Linked DNA regions of Homo sapiens: all the other regions are linked to region 1. A link is a contact called in ENCODE Hi-C or POLR2A ChIA-PET data. All regions are on one chromosome and are shown on one strand. The core of a region is the stretch at or near the end of the contact, and the rest is flanking DNA. Distances in the headings are between cores, read along the strand shown. Region 1 overlaps TTC9 (tetratricopeptide repeat domain 9). Region 2 overlaps SUSD6 (sushi domain containing 6). Region 3 holds the start of SIPA1L1-AS1 (SIPA1L1 antisense RNA 1).

What was found. A loop is a pair of places that touch in the nucleus more often than their neighbours do. ChIA-PET counts read pairs that join two places held with the same protein, here RNA polymerase II (POLR2A). Pooled maps may share reads with other maps.
Region 2: a loop to region 1 is called in a map with no recorded cell type, with 3 times the contacts of the local background. The contact joins two enhancer-like sites. A Hi-C loop is called at or near these places in 3 of 37 single-sample maps with no recorded cell type and 3 of 50 pooled maps.
Region 3: a loop to region 1 is called in a map of B cell, with 9 times the contacts of the local background. The contact joins the promoter of SIPA1L1-AS1 here to the enhancer-like site in region 1. A Hi-C loop is called at or near these places in 3 of 168 maps with a recorded cell type or tissue (B cell, CD8-positive, alpha-beta T cell and naive thymus-derived CD4-positive, alpha-beta T cell), 2 of 37 single-sample maps with no recorded cell type and 12 of 50 pooled maps. POLR2A ChIA-PET finds 5 or more read pairs at or near these places in 1 of 52 experiments (activated CD8-positive, alpha-beta memory T cell).

What each region holds. Positions count from the first base shown.
Region 1 is chr14:70,663,747-70,667,111 of GRCh38, forward strand. All of the region lies in intron 1 of TTC9 (tetratricopeptide repeat domain 9), which reads left to right. Among named protein-coding and RNA genes, the nearest start is that of TTC9, 24 kb to the left of the region's middle. RefSeq lists enhancers at 1,980-2,139, 2,637-3,137, 3,138-3,365. Within about 2 kb of position 1,850, at least 19 of the 41 ENCODE cell types and tissues checked have a DNase peak (open chromatin) inside an H3K27ac peak, as active enhancers do; they include B cell, where a contact is called at or near this core.
Region 2 is chr14:69,694,484-69,697,848 of GRCh38, forward strand. All of the region lies in intron 2 of SUSD6 (sushi domain containing 6), which reads left to right. Among named protein-coding and RNA genes, the nearest start is that of SRSF5, 71 kb to the right of the region's middle. RefSeq lists an enhancer at 3-52. Within about 2 kb of position 1,593, at least 20 of the 41 ENCODE cell types and tissues checked have a DNase peak (open chromatin) inside an H3K27ac peak, as active enhancers do.
Region 3 is chr14:71,320,109-71,323,473 of GRCh38, forward strand. SIPA1L1-AS1 (SIPA1L1 antisense RNA 1) reads right to left here and starts at 1,740. Exons shown (of 4, transcript NR_184180.1): 1 at 1,566-1,740. It overlaps SIPA1L1 (signal induced proliferation associated 1 like 1), which reads left to right and starts at 368. Exons shown (of 24, transcript NM_001386936.1): 1 at 368-395; 2 at 1,014-1,073. RefSeq lists an enhancer at 1-6 and a silencer at 267-1,286.

The DNA.
Region 1 (3,365 bases), core at 600-3,099:
GCCCCGCCCAGTGCCCAGCAGTTAGGCATCAATTTTTGCTTGTTAGCTTTGGAACACAGCAGAAGGGAGTTTCCACAGATGACCTCTCTTTCTCCCCAGGGGCTGTGTGGGTTTCCGATGGCTTCAAATGCATCCCCACAGACACCCCAGAGGTCAAGTGCACAGTCTTGGAAGCCTGACAGAAGTGGGCTGATATCCTAATTCTACCCCCTTCCAGCTGGGTGACCTTCAGCAAGTTACTTCATTTCTCTGGAACTCAGTTTCATCATCTATAAAAGAAGGATAAAAATAGAACCTGTTTCATGGAGTTGATGTGAGGATTAAAAGACATAGTGTATGTGAAGTATTTAGCACCTCTGACACCAGAGAAGGGATTAATAACCATGAGGAGGACACACTGTGGGGCGATGCCACTTATCCTGAGGTCCACTGCAACCCCAGGTCCTGGCTAATGGCTACAGGGATGGGGAAGGAGCAATCAGGAGGCAGCCAGTCCACGTCGTCTTAACTTCCTCAGCCCTCACACGTGCCTGCTGTCATCCCATCTTACCTATCCCATGGGCTTACTAGATGTACCAGTAGCCACCCACCCAAAGCAGAGAGGTGCCTAAAAATCACCTGCAGGTAGCGCTGAGGCCAGCCTCCAGCCTGGCTGTCACCCCCTCCACCCCTGGATTCCCTTAAGAGTCCTGGCCTGGGCCGGGTGTAGTGGCTCACTCCTGTAATCCCAGCACTTTGGGAGGCTGAGGCAGGCAGATCACCAGAGGTCAGGAGTTCGAGACCAGCCTGACCAATATGGTGAAACCCCGTCTCTATTAAAACTACAAAAATTAGCTAGGCATGGTGGCGGGCATCTGTAGTAGTCCCAGCTACTTGGGAGGCTGAGACGGGAGAATTGCTTGAACCCAGGAGGCAGAGGTTGCAGTGAGCCGAGATCGCACCACTGCACTCCAGCCTAGGCAATAGAGCGTGACTCCATTTAAAAAAAAAAAAAAAAAGAGTCCTGGCCTAGCACCCCAACTTCTTATCCAGATTCTACCTCTTGGCCCAGCTATTTCTCCATCTTTCTGGGCCCTGTCTGTGGTGTCAGCTGAGGCTCCACACCCTATAACCAGCCTAGCCCTGCCTCCCTTGCCTCCCCCAAAGTCTGAACCCTGGTCCACAGCCAGGTATGCCAGTTCCCACCGGATCTGCAGGGGAACTAGAAATATTTTTACCAAATAAGTGCCAGAAATTGATTGCTGTGGTTCCTTTAACCCTTTGTGGGAAGGGGGAGGCTTCCCCATTTCCAGGCCTCTTTGCTTCCCCTGCCCCTGTCACCACCATTTTATGCATTCAAAAACTGTTATTTTATTTTATTTTTATTTTTATTTGTTAAATGGTCCTTTTCCTAGACTGCCAGGGTCAGCAAACAGAAGTGTCTGTTCAAAGAGGGAGGGCTGGACGGGAAGAGGGCTGCTAGGCCCGGTCAGAGAGGACTTCAGGCAGGGAGCGTGGAAGCTGTGGACAGGACAGCTTTTAGCTCTGGGAGCAGGTGCTGGAGCCAAGTCACACACAGGTAGCAGTCAGTGAGGTTCACATCCAGGAACCTTTTTACAGAAACCCCTCTCTCTCTCTGTACAGCTGTATAAGCACCAGCACAGGCTCCGACAACATGCAGGTGAGGAAGGGGACAGAAGGGCCTAAGATCCCACCATGGAGAGAGAGGGAGGAGAGGGGAGGGGGGCTTGTAGCATCAGCTTATCAGAAGGACCCCCTGGTGCACCAGAAGATTGTAGTCCTGGGTGAACAAGAGCTGCCCTCGGGGGTTAGCAGCCTGTTGCTTCTGTTGACTTGGCTTTCTGCCCTGCAGCCAGTGAAACCTGACAGGTCAGTTTCTAGATCTGGGCTGATTCTCTTTCACTTCCTGGTTCTCATACCTTCATCTTGACAGTCTGTGTATTTCTCCTCATTCTGTGAAAGAATGGAGTTTTTTGGTCCTAAATGCTCAAAAAAAATCTGGTCTCTTAAAAAATCTCAGCAATTCTGATACCTGGGAAGTTATTTAAGGGGTCAGAATGACTGACGTTAGACCCCTGAAGATTGAAATCAGTGACTTGTCTCTATCCTGAGGTGTCTTCTGTCAGTGTGGAAAAGTCTGGGCACAAAGAAGGAACAGAGCATCAGCATTCTCCCCCAGCCACCCAGCCGGGTTGTGAACAGAAGCACCAGTTTTGCCTCCTAAGTCTCTGTTTTTATTTGCTTTGAAGAAGCAGACAGGTGCCTTTTTCCTGTCTCTTTTTTTGTACTCCCTCCGAAGTATGCAACATACTTTGCCGTTGGTCAATGCCTACTAGATATTTGAGTGGTTAAATGGAGGCGAGGTGGCTCAGCAGGGTTGGGATTAGAGGGAGGTGCCTAGGGCACGAAATTTCAATCATTCTTCAAGGCCATTTAGTCATCCTCCAGGCGTGTCATCACTCTAGTCCCAGCCCTGTGGCTCCCTGTGGCTCAGGGCTGGTAAGGGAAAGCTCAAAGGGACATGGTTTACTCAAAGATGGCTGTTTGTGGGATGGGGAAGCTCTCCACCATGAGACCTGCCTGCCATAGCTTCCTCTTGCCTGGGACACCTAGGTCTCTCATGTCCAGACATGTGGCTTGTATGAGCTGGTCACTAGCCTACCAGAAAGCCCCCTCTCTCAGGAACTGCAGAGACAAATATACATGAAAGGGAACTTGAGGGAAGTCAGAGGCAGATGTTACTGGTACAAGACTAAAAAGAATTCTAAGAATGTTAACTAACATTTTTTTCATGCTTGCTATGTGCCAAGCCCACATTAAGTACTTTATGGCCATTATTTTATATAATCCCTCCAACAACTAGATTAGGAAGGACTTGGATTCTGGAGCCAGACAGCTTCAGCTTAAATCCCATCTTTGTCTCTTTCACGTTGTGTGGACTTGGGAAATTTCTTCAGCTCTCTGGGCCTCAGCTTCCTCACCTATAAAATTGAAACAGTAATAGTACCCACATTGGAGTATTCTGAGGATTATATCAGTAATACATGTAAAACAATGAGACCAGCATCTGTACAAGGTAAGCACTCAACAAATATTGGCCATGATGGTGATGATGATGATGAAGATGATGATGAAGAGATGATGATTGCCTCTGGTAGCTTATTCCTAAGGCTGCCTACAACAAAGTCCCACAAACTGGGTGACTTGAGATAATAGAAATGTATGATCTCACAGTTCCAGGGGCTAGGAGTCCAAGATCCAGGTGCTGGTGGGTTGTTATTCTGAAAGATGTGAGGAAGAATCTGTTCCATGCCTCTCTGTGAGGTTCTGGTAGCCTCAGGCATTCCTTGGCTTATGGATGGCTC
Region 2 (3,365 bases), core at 343-2,842, 970 kb before region 1:
TCATTGTTTCTCTCTGGCCATGCCTGGGAAGGTGGCCTTGGAACCTTGGAGATGGGTGGGGTTCCAGCTGACTGCATGTGCTTTCAGTTCAGGGTTTCTAGGCTGGGAGAGAAACAGTACTTTTGACTGAATGACTAAGGACTTTAGAGGCTTAGGTGCCACTAAAAGCACTTTCTTTTATTGAACGCTGTGCCTCAAACATGAAAACTCCAGGTGACAGGAGTTTTTATGTTTGAGGCAGGGTGCAGTAAAAGAAAGTGCTTGTTGGCTCTGAGGCCTCTGGCTGGCATTTTCCCTCTCCTGTGAGGGGGAGGAAGTGAGGGGCCCAGGCCTAAAACAAGATGGACAGGTCCGAGGCCTGTCCCACCTGTCAGTTGCTGATCTTCCGAGGAGGGCTTAGGTTGAGCCTCTCTTAGGAAGGCAGTGGTGGGGGCCCGAGAAGAGCCACAGGAGGTATCCTGAGCCATGGGTGGTTTCTCCCTGTGTTCTCCCACCCCAGCTCTGGTGCCACACCCTGAAAAAGGCTTGAGCTACTGCAGGCTGGCTCTCCCCCAGTGAGTGGGAAGTTCTCATGAGAAAAGGGATCCTGACTGGACAATAGGCTTCCTGTCTGACTGCTAGGAAGATTTGTCTCATAGGAGAGGAAGGTTGCAAATGGCATGAGAAACCATCTCACTTCCCTCTCACTGCAGCCTGTTTTAGACTTGACTATTTGGCGGGATCGGGAAGCCAGAAGGCTGGGCAGAGCCATGGACCAGAGCAGCCCCAGGTATCTCTTAAGTAGTGGGACTCCTGCCTGTTTTCCGGCTCTCACCACAAGTCCACAGCAGGAATCTGTCCCAATGCAGGAATTTCTGCATGGACAGGATGATCTCTAGCCCCTCACACCTTGTGCTGTATCCAAAACCACAATGGTTGCAGGACTTTTGCGAAGGAACCTTGGAGAGGTAGTGAGGCCCGCCAACTTTAGACAAATTTGCAAATGTCAGAAGAGATCTCAGAGGTGATCTGGTTCATTGCCTTCATGTATTGAAACTGAGGCCCAGAGTCTACGGGCAGTACCCAGTTTGTCCTTGTCACTGGACTCTGCCATCTGTGGCTCCCTTGACAGATTATGGGTGTGAGAGAAGCCTGACTCCGAGACCCTCTGATACTGCCCAGTGCTGTGGAATGGGAATACAGCCTTCTGGGGTTCAAATCCTAACTGTGCCACCCACCTGCTGGGTGAAATTGAGCAAGTATCTCAACCCCTGGCTCATCTGTGTAATGCATTGTTATGTTTCTAGAGGGTTTTTTGTGAAACTTAAATGAGTTACATATGTAAAGTGCTCAGATAGTGCCTGGCCTGTAGTCAGTGAACACAAGCTGTTGTTATTAGGAGGCTTCAGAAGAAACCTTTTGACCATATCAGATGTCATCACTTGTTTTTTCTTCTTTGTATTTGTCTGGAATGCTCTAATTCCAACTTGCCTGGGAGGCTTTCTTTAGGGGAATCACCTCCCCTTTGAAAAAGGCTGTTCATACTGGGTATAACTCTTTCTTTTATATGCTGTACGAAGTAGCTGGATGTCTCCAAAGCCATAGGCTGAGCACATCAAATGGGGAAATGAGCCACAAAACAGAACCTGGCAGGTTTCCTGATGCCCTGCCCCCCTCAGCAGGCCCCGGCTTAACTGAGTGGTCAGGCTTGCAGCTTAGAAGCCAGAGTTCCTGGTGAATCCAGCCCTGCCAATTACAAATGTGTGGCTTGAGGCAGATCACTCAACTCAGTTAAGCCTTATTGTCCTTATCTGTAAAGTGGAGAAAATATAGTACCTGCTTCATGTAGAGAGAGAACCCAGAAGAGTACTTGGCACAGGTAATAAACTATCTGTTTGCAATAATTACTGTTTTCCTTATTCCAAAACAAACAGAACTATACATTTAAACACCTTTGTTCTCTGTATTGACCTTGCTTTTTCTCTGGATCTCTTTGCTTCTACAAACCATTGAAGGCTAGAAGTAGAAATATAACCTTTATATATAAGAAAGGGTTTTGAGAGCAAGCACATAAATAGTGCTTTTCTAAATAACTTTAAGAGACCCTTAGTGCTAAATGCCTCCTTCTTTCCACATCTTCAGCCTCACATTTCATGCCCTGTCGTGTGGTTCTGAACCTTTTCCACTGTTTTCAGATCCCCAGACCTGTCCTGACTGCTGGCCAAGGACTCCTTCACTGAGACTGTGCTGTCCACTACAATAGCCACTACTAGGTGGCTGCATGTGGTGACTGAGAACTTGAAATGTGTTTAGTCTGAGTTGAGGTGTGCTATAAGTGTAACCGGAAAGGGGTCCAGATTCAGACCCCAGGAGAGGGTCCTTGGATCTTCCACAAGAAAGAATTCAGGGCGAGTCCACAGAGTAAAGTGAAAGCAAGTTTATGAAGAGAGTAAAGGAATAAAAGAATGGCTGCTGTATAGACAGTATAGACAGAGCAGTGTGGCATGGGCTACTCGGCTGAGTGTATTTATAGTTATTTCTTGATTATATGCTAAACAAGAGGTGGATTATTCATTAGATTTCCAGGAAAGGGGTGGGAATTCCTGGAACTGAGGGTTCCTCCCCTTTTCAGACCATATAGGGTGACTTCCTATGTAGCCGTGGCATTTGTGAACTGTCATGGCTATGGTGGGGGAGTGTCTTTTAGCATGCTACTGCATTATAATTAGCATATAATGAGCAGTGAGGACACCGGAGGTCACTTTCGTCACCATCTTGGTTTTGGTGGGTTTTGGTCGACTTCTCTGCCCAACCTGTTTTATTGGTGTGGTCTTTTGTGACATGTATCTTGTGACCTCCTATCTCATCCTATGATTTAGAATGCCATGCCTAACCTCCTGGGAATGCAGCCCAGTAGATCTCAGCCTCATTTTACTCAGCCCCTATTCAAGATGGAGTCGCTGTCATTCAGATGCCTCTTATATAAGTGTACAGACTACTATGAGAAAAAGAATATAAAGTATCTCATTAGTGAATTTTTATGTTGACTCCATGTTGAGATGTAATCAGTCAACATATTTTTTCATATGTTGGGTTAAATAAAATATTAAGATTAATTTCACCTGTTTCCATTTATCTTCCTAATTGGCTACTAGAACATTTTAAATTACATCTGTGGCCATGTTATATTTCTGTTGGACAGCTTTGTGCTAGGTTTGTGATTTCCATCCATTCCTTCCTCCTCTCCTTAGTTTCTACTCTTTTTCTTCTTTGCCTCAGGCTCTTACCCTCCCTGGGTGCCGATGAATGATCACCTAGCCAGAAGGACACCCCAGGCTATTAGAAAAGCTCATATTTGAGCAGCTTGTGTCACATTTAACACTTAC
Region 3 (3,365 bases), core at 490-2,989, 660 kb after region 1:
CCTTCCGCAACCACCCCTAGCTTTCCCCACCGCCAGTGCGCCGGGCAGGTTGAAAACTGCACCCACGTTTGCAGCCTCTGCTCTCCGCAGGAGACAGGAATCCAGGGCTTTGCCGTCGTCATAGCAACCAGAAGTTCCGCGGTCCCCTACCCTCCCGCGACTTTTTCCACTTCCTCCGCCTGCAGGGCCCAGCCGCCGCTTCTCTCGCGAGACTTGTGCGCCGCGCTAAGCCGCTCCGTGGTGATCTCACCCGAGACTTGGGGGAGAGGGAGGAGTGAAGGAGGGGAAGGAATGGGGCGGGAGGCGGGGCGGGGAGGGGAAGGGCGAGTGAGGCGCCGCCACTGCCGGCAACTTTGTGAGCGAGTTCAGTGCGTGCGTGAGCGAGTGAGCGAAAAGTCAGTGCAGCGCCGAGTCCCCGGCTGGAGGGTCCCCGGGGAGGGCCAGGTCTGGGCCCCAGAGGCCGCCCCCGCAGCCACTCCATTCCCTCCCGCCTCTGTGGCTCCCTCCCCATTTCCTCCCCCACCGGTCGTTGGGGCCTTCCCGCCCCCGTCCGCACTTACCTGTCCCCTCCCCCATGCGGTACGCACCTCCTCATCCCCCCCCCGGCAACCTCGCGCCCACCTTGGACCTTCGGAGCCCGGACCCCCGCACTTGCTTCCCGTACTGGCCGCCCCCTCAGTTCTTTCTGCTGGCGGGCGGGATGGGGGCGCTGAGCCTCGGGGACGGCGCGAGCGGGGGCCCGGGCGCCTAGACAATAGTTGATGCCCAAGGACGGGGCCACCTCCGCCTTCCCCTCCTCCGGGAGCTCGGCCCCCGCCGGCCCCCCGCCAGCCTGTATTCCGGGTCCCCCTCGGAGCCAGCCTCGGGAATTGGGCTGATTCCACCCCCGCCTCCCTCGGGCCCCCCTCCGCTCCGCGCTCGGCGCCCGCCTCGGGCCGGCCTCGCCGCTCTCCGCAGAGGAGGCGGCGAGTGAGCGCGCGCCGGCCGTCTACACGGTTTCTCTTTCTCCCCAGGGAGAGCGCGCGGCGGACGCGCCCGGGACGCGCGGCGGCACCGGGAGGCCGGGCCGAGCGGTAAGTGGTCCCCGCGCCCGGGTCCTGGGGGGAGCGGGGGTGCAGGACGGCTGACAGCCCCCTGCCCTGTTTCTGGCCGGGGTTGGGGTCCAGGGCCCGGAGCAGGACCCCAGGAGGCCGGTTAAAGTTTGATTTTCGATTTGGTGGCTTGCTGGTAGCTTAGCCCGGCGGGGGCGAGTCCGGCTTCACCGCGCCCGGCGCGCGCGCACGCACCCCAGAACCCGAATCTGCACAACTACTGGGCAGGCGTCTCTGCGGGAGGCCAGGAGACCCGCGTCCCGGTCCGGGCGGTTGCGTCCACCCCGCTGAGCTGGTCGCCACCTGGCGACCCTTCCCCTCCAGTCACCTGGGTGAGCGCTTTGCAGCCTGAGCTGGAGTAGGCAGGCCGAGTTGGTTGAGTTGTGGGAAATGGAGACGAACAGCTCGGTGCCCGAGGGTGGTTAATTTCCCCTTTGGGGGTCTTGGGGACATGAAATTTTGGGATGCTCTAACCTGCTTTCCGGGGAGCGAGTAAACCGCGAAAGGGCTGGGAAGGCGTGAGGGTGCCGCAAAAAGAACTTTTCCTCCTTCGCCCCATCTGTTACCAGCTTCTCTCCTGACCTTAAAGGAAATTTCCGAGGCTCTTAAATCGCTCCACGGCATTTCTAGGTGGACCAGTAATCGTGTTGGGCAGGTTGAAATTTCATCGCGGTTTGGAGAACAGAGAGACATGGGAAATGGCTCACTTCCAAGGAAGATGTTTAGCTAAATTGTTGGCATTCGTTTTCTAAGAGAAGCATTTGGGGATTGATGGCTCCTAGACTACGATTACCTTATAGATTTTATTTTTCCTGACGGGTAGTTTAGAGGCAGCATTCGCTGAAATGCATACTACCTGTGAAACGATCATGTTTCTAAACTGGAGCCAGCGATGTGATGCAAATTTCAGAATAAAGGTGTCGACTTTCATCAGGTTCCAGGTCTATCTGGATGGACTGGGATTGGCGTTTCCTCTATAAAGCAAACCTTTCATGTTGAAACTCTGAGTCAGACTCTTAAAGCCATTGTCTTTATGCTGGTACTCTGTGGGAGTTAAGTGTCAACTTTCTCCTGTTTTCTCCTATGGAGTATCCGTCCAAGGCAAAGATTCTCTGACTGAATCTTTTGGAAACGTGCAAGGTTAGATCATACTGAATTCTGCAGCCAGTTTAGTAATAATATTAGTTTTCTATATAATCCTGATTTAACGACTGTCATTTTTCTCTTCGTTTTTTGAAAGCTGCAATTAAGCTACCTTTACCAGGATTTAAAAAAGAGGATAATATGGAACAGTGGTAATAACAGTAGGTCTCAGCTAATTTATTATGGCCACCGATGTGTCCAACTATTAGATGACATCCCAGTTATTAACTACAATATTAATATTAAAACATTTTTCCCATGGAATCAATTATGCTAAAGCATTAACAATTAACAGTGCATTTAAAATGATGAGTGATTGTTTCCACATAAATGGTTAGAGGCAAAATAAGAGATTTGGGGGATGAATGGCTTTATGTCTCTGACAACTAATTTTCTTATTAATGCTTAAGTAAAGGACTCTTGAAGTTGACTGTCATTTGATTTTTCTAGTTGACTGAGTGAACAAGTTTGGTGAGTGGCTTGAGACAGTCAGTAGGTGTTGCTGTTGTTAGCTTCTCTGCAGTTCCTGCTTCTGCTCCTCGAGTTTGAAATTGCAATTCTGGTACAGTGAACTTTTAAAATCTGAAGTATCAGTCAGTGATAGTTGTGATTTCATTGGAGGAGTCTATGGCAAGGTTGACTTCAACTCCAGGTAATAATTGCAAAGCACCTCTCTGATACTTTGTACTGAGATTCATTTAACTCTTCTTTTGTCTCTGTCCTTACACTAGTATTTTCAGGCTTCTGCATTTGCTTTGCTTTTGCTTTGAAGTATGTGTGTAATTTTGGTATAGTGCCCCCATCTTCATTGTTTAGGAACTTTTAAAAAACACTTTCTAGTGAGTTTATTGAAGTCATAGATTGAAGATTGCTTGAGATTAGCAGTTTTGTAGACTTCGGGGGGATCTTGGTTGAGTTGTGATGTATATATGTTCTATCTTAAGTTGCAATCTGAATTTTTAGATAAATGACTGTTTTTCTTTTTTTAAAAATCTGTTTGAGCTGTGAAATGGGAGCATGAGGAGAGCTGAAATGGTATGAGAGTGGAATTTGATGGAAAGTTTGTCATGATTAATAATGTGACTATGTGCCTCTTATCAGTCCTTACCGTTGTATTATCATTGTTATTGG